Regions from separate parts of the Mus musculus genome. Here regions 1 and 3 are each linked to region 2. A link is a loop called in an ENCODE intact Hi-C map of the cell type or tissue named here. Cell type or tissue: heart. All regions are shown on one strand.

Evidence for each region. A loop is a pair of places that touch in the nucleus more often than their neighbours do. Peaks named below come from ENCODE experiments on the same cell type or tissue, not always from the same donor. Only the 100,000 strongest peaks of a DNase experiment are listed, where the experiment ranks them.
Region 1: a loop joins it to region 2, with 2.3 times the contacts of the local background. A loop is called at or near these places in 3 of 42 quality-filtered maps.
Region 3: it touches region 2 in a loop (2.4-fold over the local background); 6 of 42 quality-filtered maps call a loop at or near these places.

The regions. Positions count from the first base shown.
Region 1 is chr7:3,627,953-3,632,952 of GRCm38, reverse strand. Tfpt (TCF3 (E2A) fusion partner) reads left to right here and starts at 3,024. Exons shown (of 6, transcript NM_001290381.1): 1 at 3,024-3,401; 2 at 3,867-4,125. The coding sequence starts at 3,379. It overlaps Prpf31 (pre-mRNA processing factor 31), which reads right to left and starts at 2,968. Exons shown (of 14, transcript NM_027328.4): 1 at 2,897-2,968; 2 at 2,211-2,395; 3 at 2,048-2,108; 4 at 202-285. The coding sequence starts at 2,387. Gm15927 (a long non-coding RNA gene) reads left to right here. Exons shown (of 6, transcript XR_003946711.1): 5 at 458-755; 6 at 1,550-1,882. In heart, no CTCF peak of the experiment used is centred here; DNase peaks (open chromatin) are centred at 3,032 and 3,722; H3K4me3 peaks cover 2,536 bases; H3K27ac peaks cover 1,850 bases.
Region 2 is chr7:4,445,080-4,450,079 of GRCm38, reverse strand. It overlaps Rdh13 (retinol dehydrogenase 13 (all-trans and 9-cis)), which reads left to right and starts at 4,423. Exons shown (of 7, transcript NM_175372.4): 1 at 4,423-4,633. The coding sequence starts at 4,569. In heart, a CTCF peak has its summit at 2,742 (motif pointing right); a DNase peak (open chromatin) is centred at 4,389; H3K4me3 peaks cover 1,200 bases; H3K27ac peaks cover 1,178 bases.
Region 3 is chr7:3,690,213-3,695,212 of GRCm38, reverse strand. It overlaps Mboat7 (membrane bound O-acyltransferase domain containing 7), which reads left to right and starts at 2,227. Exons shown (of 8, transcript NM_029934.4): 1 at 2,227-2,472; 2 at 3,095-3,173; 3 at 3,278-3,407; 4 at 3,825-3,951. The coding sequence starts at 3,098. Tsen34 (tRNA splicing endonuclease subunit 34) reads right to left here and starts at 1,603. Exons shown (of 5, transcript NM_001164204.1): 1 at 1,324-1,603; 2 at 369-615; 3 at 1-235. The coding sequence starts at 611. In heart, a CTCF peak has its summit at 2,312; DNase peaks (open chromatin) are centred at 122, 912, 1,602 and 2,072; H3K4me3 peaks cover 3,896 bases; H3K27ac peaks cover 3,008 bases.

The DNA of each region.
Region 1 (5,000 bases), 820 kb after region 2:
ATTCAGACTTTTATGATGGAGGAGAGTACAATTTATGTTAGTTACTCTGTTATAGAAGATGAACCTAATCAGGGCAATATTTTTGCCCAAGAAAGGCAAACAAAAGAGGTCCAGGTTCATGCCTGTTCTTCCCTTTGGGTCATAACGAAAGAGTGAAGAGCACAGGATACTGGTGTCTCCATAGCCCTTCCCATCACTCACTCAGCTCATTTTCTATCTCCACAGTCAGGTTGTTGGCATCCACAATGACTCGGTACTCAGGAGCTGCCTCCACTGGTCCCATCACTACAAAGAAGAAGGGATATGGATGGGGGAGGAACGAAGCTGGGGACTGAGGTGGAGGCTGGATGGAATCAGAAAGGAGGGGCTGAGGGGGCTACATAAGGGCTGAAGAATTCACTGAGGCTTATATTCCTCTCCAGGAGCCTTACTCCTGCTTCTCATCTTTCTCCTGCAGTCTATCCTCTGGGTCAATCTGGTCTTGACCTCATCTTGCTCCAAAATTAAACCTTCCTATAGCTTCCCAAAGCCTTGAGGCTAGCGAGCAAGATCCTCAGACTGGCACTCAAGGTCTCCCATACAGATGGAGGTCCACGTTCCCCACACCTGCAACCTTGGTGCACACAGCACAGGAGTCCCTTCAGTGAGATCCGGTGACTCGTTGGCTCTACAGCATTATCCTTTCTGCTTTTCTGCTCCATCCTCCCAGCCGCCACCGGGCACTCAAGGCTATTTCACTCCTCCTGCCTTCACAGGTACTGCTCCATCTCCCTGGGACATTCCTTAAGTCTGTTTCTAGAAACCACACTTTATGCATAGACAATTAAATTGGTATTGAGTAATGTGGCCTCACATGTCCCTTTAGGTCATTAAAACTCTGAGGGCATTAAACAACCCCCCACCTCCACCCCAGAAGGGTGACAGTCTGCATGAATTGGGCCACCTCTGCTAGACAGGCTTTGTGTCCACTTCCCCCACTAGTTAAGACACCTGACATGAGCAGACCTGATTCATCAAACTTGACATCAGGCAGTCACGTTCTGTGACTTTCTTTGGCTTTACGGAACAAGAAGTTTCTCTGCCTGCCACTTGGAATCCCTGTAGAAGCTGGCTGGGAGACTCCCATCACTCAGTGAATTAACAGCCCTTGTTCCTTCCCCAGGGTTAGCACAAGTACTCAAATTCCAACAGGGGGCACTTCTTCCCTGACCCAATGCAGGGTTAGTCAGTCCCTTCTGTAGGGACTACAGAGTGGGCATGGTTGCTTCTGCCTCACACTCAGGAGGCTGAAAAAGGATGGTTGCTGAGAGTTCAAGGCCACTATAGGCTACCTAGTAACTTCTAGGCCAGTCTGAACTTCAGAGTGAAACCTTGTCTCCATATTTAAAAATATACGTACATACATGTGTACACACCCTGTCTGTGGATGTGGAAAAGGTCCTATAGTTCAGAGAACCCAGAGACAAGTCTTCTCACAATTAGAAAACACATCAGTTTTATAGTACAATATGCATGTTTATTTTTCTTTCTTCCTTTTTTTTAAACATAGGTGTTGTCTCACTTTCTTCTAAAAAAAATGTATGTATGCGTTTTGCCTGATGTGCATAATATATATATAATGCCCATGGAGAGCAGAAGATGTCAGATCACCAAGAACTGGAGTTACAGATAGTTATGACCCATGTGGATGCTAAGAACTAAACCCAAGACCTCTGGAAGAGCAGCAGATACTCTTAACTATCTCTCCAACTCCATGAATGTACCTATTTCTGAGACAGGGTTTTACCCAGGCTGACTCTGACCAGACTGGACTTGAACTCATTCATGTACCTGCTGCCTCAGTCTCCTAAGTGGTGAGATATAAACACATATCATGTCTGGGTACAATGCAGTATGTTTTCAGAGGGTCAGTAACTGGATTTAAAAAAAAAAAGAAGAATGAATGCTCTGAGGAAAGCTGAGGAGGGAGACACTTGGTGATAAAACCATAAGGAGCAAGAGAGTCGGGGAGTCAGAATGGGCAGAGGAAAGTGAGGGTGGGAGGCACCTTCCGACACGTTGGCTTGCTTGCTGATATACTCCTCAATCTTCATCATGATCTCAGCAAACTGATGAGGAAGGAGAGCACAGTCAGAAACTAGGCCTCTCAGAAAGAACTGCTCTCCGGCCACTCCTCCCTAGGAACGCTGACTTAAAGGGTGCCACCTCACCATCTTGCTGTCCCATAGCTTGGCAATGCTCTTGACTGAATCTCCAGAAAGATCCAGCTGGGTCTCCTCCTGTACATCCTCAATTGCTGGCTCCTCCTCCTCTTCTCCATAGCTTCCTCCTTCCTCTTCTTCTGCTGCCTCCTCGAGGTCAGCCAAGAGCTCATCAGCCAGAGACATCCCAAGGCCTATGGGAAAGGGAGAATGGGGTTCCCTAATACTGCATCTTGACCCTGTCCACTCATATCACCAGAAGGAGCACCTTCTCCCGGATCCCCTTAAGTTTCTTCTTCATCAGCTCCTGTAGCCGCACGCAGGCTCCACAGCTTGCTTAGTTCACGGAGGTTGTCTCCTGTTCCTACCCACACAGAACACAGCACATCCCTCCAGGTACCACCTGACCTGGCAACTTTTCCCCACACCTCTGGGTCTTTGAGCAACTATTCATCTTTGCCTAACCCGGCTCTTTGCTCCCTCACCCTGCCTTCAGTTCTTTCATTCCACCCGTCTGGCCCACGTGCCATATTTCAGCCTAAAGTTATGCTGTGATCCACTCACGTCTTGAATATTAGTTCTAAGGCGCTCCATACGTTTAATATTATTATTTATACTATGATTTAAGTCGCCCGCTACACTTTCTCCTCCAGTAGCTTGGCTTCCGGCCATCCCTTCTTCTCCATCACACTCACCGCTTCGATCCTCTCACAATCGTTTCCAAGAAATCTGCTTCCCCAGAGCTTCGGCTCTCTTTGATGACGTTTACTTGCCGCCGATAAATCTGTGTTTTGATTGGCCGTTTACGACATTTCCGGCAGCGTTTGGACAACAACTTTATTAGCAGCCGCCTCGCGGGACGGCGACCGGGAGTGCTGGGTTCTAGGGCTAGGGGAAGTCGTACGTCGCCGTGGATTGAGCCTGCTAAACAGAGATTCGCTTTGGCTAGTCGACACTGCGACAAGACAGGAGTAAAGAAGGTGACAACGTGGACGATCGGTGCAGGCGCTAGAGGATAAACCGAAGGCTTCAAGCCGCAATTTGGAGTCGGGTGCAAACGAAGGCAGAGTAGGAAACTTTAATTCCCAGTTTTCCTGTGTCGCAAGGCCTGATGGGAGAGGTAGTTTTGCGCAAGACTCCACCTCTCTGAGGCTTGAGGTGTCTCTTGACCAGAGAAATGGAGTTGGAACAGAGAGAGGGGTGAGTAGCTGAGCTTTGTGTAAACGGGGACTCCAAAAACAGCAACGATCGGCTGTAGTGCTCTCAGGGACGATGGGGAAGTTCGTGCAGTTGCTTTCTTTTCGAATCTCTGTGGGAGAACCGGAGGCAGTACTGGAGCATCGTAGGGGAGATTTGGAATTTGCTGTTCTTATGGATCTGAGAGCAAGGAGATTGGAGTGTGGGCTCCAAAGTCTGAGGGAGGAGGCTAGGGTCTGATTCCTCATTGTTAGGGACGAGGACTGGGGCCTGGATCCCTGGCAGTGACCAAGAAGGGCTAGGGTCTGGGCTTCTTGGTAGGAGGGAGGAGGGCTAGAGTCTGGGCTGCTGGGTGTGATGGAGGAGAGGGCTAGGATCTGGGCTCCAGGCTGGGGCCTGGACCTAAGTCCCCCTGGGAGGGACTTGGAGAGCCAGAATATAGGCTCCTAAAACTTCTTGGCCCTACAGGACCATGGCAGCCGTGGGCTTTGAAGAGTTCTCAGCGCCACCAGGCTCAGAGCTGGCTCTGCCTCCCCTGTTTGGTGGCCACATCCTAGAAAGTGAGCTAGAGACAGAAGTGGAATTTGTGTCCGGTGGTCTGGGTGATTCAGGACTCCGGGAGCGAGATGAAGAGGAAGAGGCAGCCCGGGGTCGAAGGCGTCGCCAGCGGGAACTAAATCGTAGAAAGTACCAGGCACTAGGTCGGCGCTGCCGGGAGATCGAGCAGGTAGGTAAGTGTGGATTCCCATTTGGGGGTCCTCTCGCCAGAACTGCCGCCTCGCTGCCGATGCCAACACCACCCCCTCCTCATACCGCCTCCTCCTCCTCCTCATGTCCTTCTTTTTCCCTTTCCTTTTGTACTTGAACAAGTGAACAGATCCATGTGGGTCTAAGTCTGTGCCAGGCACCCTAAGTAGTCTCTTCCAGAATATTTATATTCATTACTTTTCTTGTTGTGACCTGGGAAAAGCAACTTGGGGAAAGGCTTACATTGACTTGGAGTTTAAGGATCTGTGGCGGCAGAGAAGACACAGTGTCAGGGGCATGAGACAGTTGGTGATGTTGCATCCATAGGCAGGAAGCAGAGAGATGGAGAGATGACTACTGGCACTCAGCTTGACTTTCCCTTTTTATTCAGTTTATTCCAGCCCATGATATGGTGCTGCCCACATTTAGAGTAGATCTTCCTACCTCAATTAACCCACATGCCAAAGACATGCATAGGGTCTTGTCTCTTAGGTGATTTTTAGATCTTGTCAAGTTGAAAAATCAGTAATAACCATCACAGCATCAGATACTCTGCCTCTGGTATGTCACAGGTGACTCTCAGATTTCATTCACAGCCTCTCACCTAAGGCACCTCCAGGCTTGCCTACTCTGCCTCTTGAACCTCACTTGGGTCCTTCTTTTCTCAGATTAACTCATCGCGTGAGTCTTTAGTTCACCTCCTTAGTAAGAAGGAGGAAGGAGCTATGGGCAGAATGTAAGTAGGTCTTAGTAAGTCAGGAACACCAGAGAAGAAGTTTGGAATTTGCGCTTTGGATGAATGGGAGCTGGCAAGGGGTTTGAAACTAGTGCACAGACAGGAGGTGGAGGGGGGTG
Region 2 (5,000 bases):
ATGAGTGGAGTGCTTGGTGTGTGGTATGTTAGATTTACGAGGCAGCTTAAAGAGACAGGGTACTGGCCTCGACAGACTGGACTGTTTATTTCTAACAGTCAGGGGCTGATACATCAGAAAAGGGGTCTGCCAAAAAAGGGAAGGGATACTTGGAGTTTATATGGGAGGTTTGGAACATGGGACGTTAACACAGCTTCAGGTAGCCAAATGCTAAGTCTGCAATTCCTCCTGGAATTGTTTGTCCAGACAAGGCTATTTTATGTTTAGAAGCCGCCTTGCCCCAGCTATCAGGATGTGGATCATAGTGGGAGACTGAGTTTGGCAACTCAGTGATGGGAAAGGGGTTGGAGTTTCAACATAGGACCTTTGTCTGGGTCTGACAGAGTTTGCTCAAGGTTTATTCTAACAAGATGTACTGATAAACAGAATATGTGTTTTACCAGCTGTGGCCATGTAACAAATGACTTCATTATCCAGTAGCTTCAAACAAGGGCCTCTCTGGGAGCTGAGGATCTAGCTCAGTTGGTAGATTGCTTGTCTACCATTCATGAACAAAGCCATGGGTTTGATTCCCAGTACTGTGTTAAATAGGTAAGTTTTCCTAGCACTTAGAATGCTCAGTCAGGAACCACAGTGTTAGCATGTTAACGTTTCTTCTAGGCTCCACCCAGCAGTTACCTAGCAACAGTCAGGTATGAGAGCCTGGCTTCCTATAAAAAGACTGGGCTTTCTGGAGCTCTGACTCCTACTTCTGATCTCTCCCCCTGACCCCTTCCCCCATTCTCTCGACATGTGTTCTTGGTCAGCCTCTCCCTTCCCCTTCCCTTCCCCCTCCCCCTCCTTCTCTCCTCCTCCTCCTCTTCCTCCTCCTCCTCCCTCTCTCTTTCCTCTCTGCTCTTTTTATCTGTCTCTACTCCTTTCTCAACTCCCCTTCTCATGCCCCCAAATAAACTCTATTTTATACTAGACCCATTGTATGGCTGGTACCTCAAGGGGTGGGGATGCCTCAGCATGGGCCTGCTGAGGCACCCCCTCCTGCTGCATCATACCTTGTTTTACAAAACATATCACCCAGCACTGTACAAACCAAATGTGGTGGGTAGAGTGGGGTGGAGGCAGGAGAATTGGGAGTTCAGGGTCATCCTCAGCTACACAGGGAGTCTGAGCCACACTTTCAAAAACAAGGGTTGGAGGTGGAGGGAGGAAGAAAGGAAAGAAGGGAGGGAGGGAGGGAGGGAGGGAGAGAGAGAGAGAGAGAGAGAGAGAGAGAGAGAGAGAGAGAGAGAGAGAGAGAGAGAAAGGTAGGGAGGAAGTGAGGGAGGGGAGGAGGGACTGAGAGAGACCTTTTCTGGATGTCTTGAAACTTCTGCCCTGGGAAATCAGAGGACCCTATGGAGGACTACTCTCAGCACCTGGGACAGCACCCAGTGTGCACCATTTTTTTTTTTTCTTGACAATATCAATCTTGGCAAAGGGTGCAGAGTCAACCTGAAGTGCACAGAGACATTCCACCCACCTTGGGTGTGTCTCGGAATTGGACAGGAGGTCTTCAAAAGCAGAACTTTGCTTGCATCTTCCTCTTTGTAATAACCGCGTTCTAGGCAGCCCATGTTCTGGAACTCACTATGGAACAGGTTCTTGTAACAAATGCCTTCTTGACATTTTCTTTTTTTCCAAATTGCATGGTAGGGGCTGGCAAACTGTCTCTCTGCTTGTTTTCCACATAAAGCTTTATTGCAACATAGATGCAGTGGTTTGTTTGTGCATCGTCTGTGTCTGCTTCCTGCTTCTGTGGAGGAGTGGCTGCAATCCCAGGGCAGTTGAGAGGACTAAGAGCATTCTCAGTAGGAGTCTGTTCTAGGAGTAGATGATTTTAGGCTGAATGCACTCAAGGTTGTCCTCAACTACATAGTGAGTTAGAGACCAGCCTAGACTACAAGAGGCCCTGTTTCCAAACAAACAAACAAAACAAAAAATGTAGCACCCACTGTGGTTTTTCTGCTTGTCTTCTTCTTACCATTTTAGTCAGATGAAACACCATGATCAAAGCAAGTTGAAGAAGAAAGGATTTATTGACTTACATGTCCATATCATGTTCATCATCATAGGAAGTCAAGACAGGAACTCAAACGGGGCAGGAACCGGGAGGGAGGAGCTGATGCAGAGGCCGTGAAGGAGTGCTGCTGGCTGGTGTGCTCTCAACATTCTTATCTTCTAAGCTTCCACAGAGCAGCCCACTAAGCTCTCAACACTCAAAGGCCCAGAGTTCCAAGGTTCTTTCACAATCCTCCCTGAAACACATGGTCAGGTCTGTCACAGCAACACCCAACTCCAGGTGCCAATTTTCCAACCACGGTCTTTCCAAGTCCATTGTTTCACTGTCATTGGAGTGTCATTCTTCAGGATTCTGGTACACACTGAAGACCAGCCTCTTGGACTGAACAACTACTGAATTCTTTGGTCATTGGTAGACAGCCATTGTTGGACTAGCTGGATCACAGCCTGTAATCCTTTCTAATTATCCTCTTCCTCCCCAACTCGCTTTTGGTCATGGTGTTTTATCATAGCAATAGTAACCCTAACTAGGACACCTCCTCACATTTGTGGTAGATGAAGGCTCTCAGACATTTGAAAAACACTCTTTTTAAATGAAAAGTTATTTATTTATCTTATGTGTGAATGTTGTACCTGCTTGAGTTGTCTCTGAGCCATTTTTGTGCAGTGCCTGGGAAGGCCAGAAGAGGGCGTCTGAATCCCTGAAACTGGAGTTAGACATGGTTGTTGGGTGCTGGGGTCCTCTGCAGCAGCAGCAAGTGCCACTGACCTACCTTTCCAGTCCCAGGAGAATCAGCCTTTACTGTTACTGTCAGGGAAACTGTGTGGTAAGGATTGAATTCAGTAGCTGTGCTTGGAACACAAGAGGTGTTAAGTAAGTTGCAAGAAGTTGTGAGTGAGCACTCACAAGTGCACACTAAGGCCAGTTGTTCTTTTTTTCTTTTGGAATGACCAATCATTTCCTAAGTATAACTTCTTACAAAGGGAATGTCTGGGTCAATAGTATACACGGATCATCCTGTGACAGGTGTCTGACTAGACTTTCAGGAACACCAGATAATTGACTCCCACCAACAGGGAGTTTCCCCTGATCCTTGCCAACACTGAATATTTATTATAATGTTGCCAATCTGATAATTGAAAAATATTTATCTCCTTGTCACCTTCATGAAGACAAACAGGTGTCAAGTGTGCTGACATTTTCTAGTGACAGGATGTATTTGTCCACTGTCTATAGCCTTTTTCCTAACTTCCTTTCTTTTCCTTCCTTCCTTCCTTCCTTCCTTCCTTCCTTCCTTCCTTCCTTCCTTCCTTCCTTCTGTCCGTTCGTCTGTTTGTCTGTCTGTCTTCCTTTCCTCCTCTCCTGCTTCTAGACACTAACACTTTAGTATGTTTTAAATATATTATTCTTTCCTTTTGGTGTATAAGTGTGTGGACACATACATGCCGTGGTGGAAGGTCAGAGGACAACTTTTGGGAGTTGATTTTATCTTTCCACCATGTTCTAGGAATCAAACACAAGTTGCAAAGCTTGTATGACAAGTGTCTCTACCCCATGCACCATCTCACTGTTGTTTTAAAGCCAGTATCCTTCTTTTCCTTCAAATCCAATGGTCCAGGTCTCAGTTTCCTCCCTCAGATCCAAAGCCCACACCCCAGACTTCCACTCTTAAACACAAGAGTCCAAATCCTACCCTTCTCCCTCAGACTCAGGAATCTATACTTCACCCTCCTCCCTCAGACCCAGGGGTCCAGGTCCCAGCCTTCTTCCCTCCTTCACAAGGCCTACACAGAAAGTGCTACCATTAACTATTATTTAGAGGAGAAAAACCATGGTTCATTCTACAGGGTCTCGATGTCTGGAAATGGAAATGCTTGGTACCAAACTATCTATCTATCTACTTTATTTATTTTCTTCCTCCCAGATAGTATTCTTCTGCATGGATCTGGCTTCCTAGAACTCCCTCTGTAGAACAGGCTGGCCACAAACTTATGGGTTTGCCTGCTCCTGTCTCCGTAATGCTGGGATTAAACGCGAGCACCACTACCACCCAGCTACTATTTTTTTTATTTCTTCCTTCTTTCCTTCCTTCTTTCCTTCCTTCCTTCCTTCCTTCCTTCCTTCCTTCCTTCCTTCCTCCCTCCCTCCCTCCCTCCCTCCCTCCCTCCCCCCCTCTTTCTCTCTCTCTCTCTCTCTCTCTCTCTTTTTCTTCCCGAACTTCAGGACGCCCTTGGATTGGTTGAGTGTGATGACATTTGATCTGGTAGCTGACACGCCTGTCAACCTCGGCCGCATTCCATCTCCAGAAACTACGTTTCCCAGCATTAAGTGCGCCATGGGCCTACTTCCTAAAGCCCCGCCTCCACATCTGGTCACTCCCCATAGCCGGGTTCTGGTGGCTGTGTGATTCCACGTTCACGCTACTCGAGCGCACGTGGGTTCCTGGGCAGCGCGTTCGTCCGCGGAGTGGCCTGGAGTGCAGACCCACGGACACCCTTTTCCCCAGCCTGGGATGAGCCGCTTTCTGCTGCCGGTGTCCGTAGTGGGCACGGTGATCGGCGGCACCGTGCTGCTCAAGTGAGTCTGCGCGTCTTCTCTGCGCGCTTGGTGGTAGGTTTGCGACAGGGGAATGCCAAACAAGGCCAGAGAAGTATCCCTTGTCCTAAGTCCTCGGACGAATTCTTCCCGCTCACTAGTATGGCTTTTCCGGGAGAGGAGGGCGGGTCACCTCTTCAAGGTCACCTAGGGAGAAGGGGTGGAGCATGGATCTTGTGCTCATTTTATCTCTGGACCACTCCTTCTCTACCCTTTCCTCTTTGCCCAGCCTGTTTGCCTCCCCTTCCTTCCTTTCTTCCCTTTCCTCTCCTCCCCCGTCCTTCTTTCCTTCCTTGCGTTTTTCAGACTGGGTCTCACCATGAAGCCTTGGCTGGCCTGGAACTCGTTA
Region 3 (5,000 bases), 750 kb after region 2:
CCGCAGAAGGCTGGCCATCATCACTGGTCTCACTCCCTTGGGTAGCCTCACTTCCACCGGCTTCTTGGCCTCCTTCATCTGCCCCTGAATCCTGTTCCAGCTTCTGCTTCTTGGCAGCCTGGCCCTCTACGATCTTCTCTAGAAGCTCCTGACGCCGGGTCTCCCGGGCCTCGGCTGCCAAAGTGTTCTGATCCTGGAAACTCTGCTCTTGCTGGCGTTTGAACGATGCTAGGGCCTGAGAAGTAAACTTAACTGGAACCCCAAGACACATCCTGCAGTCCCTTAGGAAGACAGGAATTCTGACCAGTTTACAACCTTCCAACAGGCCCTCCCAGGCCTTCCCACTATCAGGGCCTTTCGTTTCTTACCAAGCCATGGTTGCGGGGGTCCGGGCGCGGGGCGCTGACTAGGGTCACCGCGCCTATCTCGGCCAGGAGCCGGGCTTCTTCAGGCAGCAGCAGAAGCGGAAGGCCCAGGCGCGAGTTCTGGCGGGGCCCGCGGGGCAGGGCGCCCACCGTGCGTCCCCCGACTCCCAGACGCTCCCGCAGCGCCTGCACGGCCTCGGCTCCCCACACCAGCGAGCGGCCATTTGCGACCTCCACCACCAGCATCTTCCTGCGGAGTGGGGGTGCGTCGCGGTCACCCAAACAGCCCCACCGACCCGACTGAAGTCTTCCACGCCCTCAGCGCAAGACCCCGCCCCTCACCCCCCAAGGGGCGGGGCTGGGGTTGCCACCTGCCCCCCCCCGCCCCCCAGCCAAGATCTACCCAGGGACCAGTTAAGACCACGCCCCTCACCCAGGTCCCACCGTTCCGCTCCCCCTCAGCTCCAGGTGACCATCTTCTCTGCCAAAGCGTACCACCATCTCTCGTCCCCTCAGAGAGACCTCCCGCCATAGTGGTGCACCGCCCTTTTTGCAAAGTGGGTGTCTTCTTATGCGTCCGTCAAATCTCAGAACCTCAATGTAGGGTGGTTTGCTCAAGCCACACCCTCTTCTAAATACTTGGAGCCCAGCCCCTCCCCTTTCGAAGTGCCCAGATTCGCCTTTCCCGCCTATTCTGAGTCGGACTTTAAAAGAAACCCAGTCCTGTCTTGCGCCAGCTGTTCGATGTTCCAGCATCCTAAATTCGGCTCAATCGGGAGTCCTGCCTACCCGAACGCAAGCGTTTCAGCCTTCGGAAGATCTCGACTCTATTCCCGAACGCATGCGGGAGATCTCGGCTCAGTAGAATCAGCCACCCCCTCTAAGTTGCAAAAGGTTCAGCATTCGACCCTAGCCAGATCCCATCGTTCTTCCAGCTGTGGCCCCGCCCACTTCCTACCCAATTTAAGGAGTTCACAATTACGATTGAATCCACAGTCGCACTCGAGGTGCAGTGTGCGTCGTGGCTCCCTTTCAATCTGTCGTACTGTCCTCAGGCAGAGGCAATAAGTCAACCCCTAGCCAACACCAACTCTCGGCTAAGGCGGAGCTGGCCCTACGTAGCGCGTCCTCCGTCATCCCGTCAGGTCAGCAAAGCGGAAAAGCCAAGAAAGCCCTCACTGCCACTCCGGTCTGCACAAATGGGACCTTGAGGGTCATTGCTCTGGCCTCGCCCCCAAATCCACCAGTCATGTCGGCCCCGCCCCTTCGCCGTTTTCCGGTCTTCTGTGGCTCCGCCTTCCTCCCTCAAGACTATTAGCTCAGCCTGTTAAGTCTACTGATTATTTCCAAAGTTAGGCCAAAACGGCTGCCCTCAATATCATTTGACCGTGACCTGAAAAAGCATTCAGCTATCTGAAGTAAGTCCAAATATGCGATCCCGCCCACACCCCGTGGTTCTTTGACTCTCGGACCCCGGCTGATTCCGACTATCTCCGAAGTAAGCCGAAGCATGCGGTCCCGCCTACTTCGTTCTGCGTTCTTGAGCCCGCCTAACACTACACAACGACTTTTGGACCCGATTATTTCCGAATCAAGCCGAAGTGTGTGGTCCCGCCTACATCCGGCCGAGTTTGTAAACGCATCTAATTCCGAGCCGTGACTTTGGAATTCGGCTATCCCCGAAGTAAGCCGAAGCTGTGGCACTCCATGCCGAGGGCTTGAATGACCGAGTGTGCCCGAAGGAATCCGAAGCTGAAAGTCTGTCTCTGAGCTCCAGGTCCCTCCTCCTCAAGTCTCAACGGGACTCGAAGATCTTGGCCCCGCCTCTCTGACCCGAAACCCCGCCCCTTCACGTACTGGCAGCTCTTTGCCCGGGGACCTCCTAGAAAGATCGCGACAGGCATCTTGCGGCAGACTGGTGTTCTGGGTACCTTTCTTGCGGTGCTGTAACTCGTACAGCCGCGGCTCTCGGGGCCTGGACCGCGCAGCCCTGCCGGCGCCCTCCAGAACGGGCAGTGCGGGGGCGTGCTGAGCTGGGGAGGCGTGGCGCGAGCCGAGGCGGCCTCGAAAAGGAGCTCCGCAGTCTTCTGGCCCACGGACGGTTCAGGTGGGCCCAGGTTGGGTTGCATGGCGGCGTCACGAAGATCGTAGGGTGGCGGGGTGCGGGGACAGCGCCCAGAGCGTGGCCGGGCTGGGTGGCGTAACCGCCTGTGGATCTGCCGAGGCAGAATCGGATACACGCTGGCCTTCGCTGCGCGGGGCTGGGCTACGAAAGGTGCTTGCAGATCGTACAGGGTCATTGCCTTCTCTCCGAGGTACGGGTTAAAGAGGAGCCCAGAGCTCAGAGCTTAGAAAACAGGATGCTAAATGCTGGGCTTCTCCGAGCTGGGCGGGAGTGGGAGTACTGGGTCCTGTAAGACGCAGAGGAAATTGGGGACCCAGAAGGGCTCCAATGTACTCAGGAGGGTGAGGATGATACAGATTCCTGGGCTCTCAGAGAAGAGGGGTGTTGTGAAGGATTGTTTTTCTGGCCGGAAGGTGTGGGTCATAAATGGAAGTAGAAGTACTTTTGATTTCAACATTGGCAAAGGGGTGGGGTGGGGGCTTAATTCTTGGGTCCTGGAAGGAGGAGTGAGCTGGAGGCCTGGGTTCTCAAAGGGGATTCTACTGTCTTCAAAAGAGGAAGGGACTGGAATACTGGTTCTCACTGTGAGTCCTTCCTCCCCCAGACCATGACACCCGAAGAATGGACATATCTAATGGTCCTTCTTATCTCCATCCCTGTTGGCTTCCTCTTTAAGAAAGCTGGTGAGTCAGGTTCCTTGTCTAGTGGAAAATTAGGGTGAGGGAGCTGGGGTGGGGAATCACCCCTCCCGAAGGTTCTAGGCTTATACTTTACCTTTTCCTTTCAGGACCTGGGCTGAAGAGATGGGGGGCAGCAGCTGTGGGCCTGGGGCTCACCTTATTCACCTGTGGCCCCCACAGTTTGCATTCTCTGATCACCATCTTGGGAACCTGGGCCCTCATTCAGGCCCAGCCCTGGTGAGAACTAGGTGGTGAGAAAGGAAGAAGGATGCAGAGAAGCAGCAGTCTGTTTCCTCTTCGAGTCTTCTATTTCTTCTCCTTTAATCTTACTGTGTGTCGCTATGCCTTGGCCATCTTTCTTCCCACCTTGTGTCTTTGCCCCAGTCCTCAGTATCCATGTGGCAGACTGACTTCCATAGTCCAGTCAGGCTGAGCTCTGGCTGAAGTGCCTTCCTTCTTCCAGAAGCTTCTCTTAATGCCGGTCATTCTTTTCTTATCTCTGGCTGTGCCTCTTCTGTCTCTGTTACTCACCAGTCTTCTCACCTCTTCTTCTCTGTCTGAATGTGGGCAGGGGCGGGGGTGGGTATCTCAGGAGAAGGAAACAGAGGCTAAGGTCCCTGTACCCAACATTATGACTTCCCACCTCTGTCCTAGCTCCTGCCATGCCCTGGCTCTTGCCTGGACCTTCTCCTATCTCCTCTTCTTCCGAGCCCTCAGCCTGCTGGGCCTGCCCACTCCCACGCCCTTCACCAATGCTGTCCAGCTGCTGTTGACACTGAAGGTGAGACTTGGCGAACACTACTTCTTTTAGTCTCCCTGGGAGCTGGGGAGCCTCCTTGCTTTCTCCTCCCAGACTTTCTCATAGTAGGGGGAGGGCTGTGGAGTTTTATCTTTCACAAACCCTAAGCTTGGGACTTCATTTCTCCCTGGGGACAGAGTTCACCTCCCACATCCTCTGGAGCAAGTCTTCACCTCTCCACTCATTGCAGGATAAGGAGATAACCTGAGTGCTCTATCACAAGCCATTTGGCACACCTAGAATCTTCCTCCCCAGTGTGTTTTGCTAACATGCTCTTCTTGAGTCTGTAGCAAACCGTCCTCCAAGGAGGAAAATTACTCTATAGAGAAGGTATCCGGCCCAAGGGCTCAAAGCTGGGACAAAGTGCAGGTTTGGTTTTTCATTTTTGAAACAGAGGCTCGTGTAGCACCCTATGTTGGTCTCAAACAAAGAAGACACTGAACTTTTGATTCTGCCTCCAGCTCCCGAGTGCCAGAATTGTAGGCTTGCACCACTGTGCTTGGTTTATTATGGTTCTGGGGACTCGAGCCAAGGACCTCAACACACTAGGCAAGCACTTGACCAAATGAACTACATTCTTAGCCATGGGTCTGAATCTTAATCACCTAAGAAAAGGGCAAGAAGTGAGTGGTCCTCAGTGCCTAGCCCAGACTACAACAGTCGTGAGCTCTTGCTATGTTCTAGGCTCCAGCAACGTAGCCATGGACAGTCCAGCCAGGTGGAGAACTGGTTTCTCCAGACATCTTTGTTCTTATGGCAGACACAACATTAGGCAGAGATTGGTCAGCTGTGCATTGGAAGAAGTGCCTTTTGGGTGTGTACGAACCTACACATGTAGATAGGAACAGGCTGGGCATTGCAAACTATGCTTGCCACGTCCACGCACTTTCTGAATAACACGTGGTTGAAAGGGCAACGGAAGCCAGGCCATAGGGGGCTCTGTGGCCCCATGCCCTCAGGAAGAAGTTTGTTTGTTTGTTTGTTTGTTTGTTTGTTTGTTTGTTTGTTTTTGACCTAAGTTTGAATCCTGA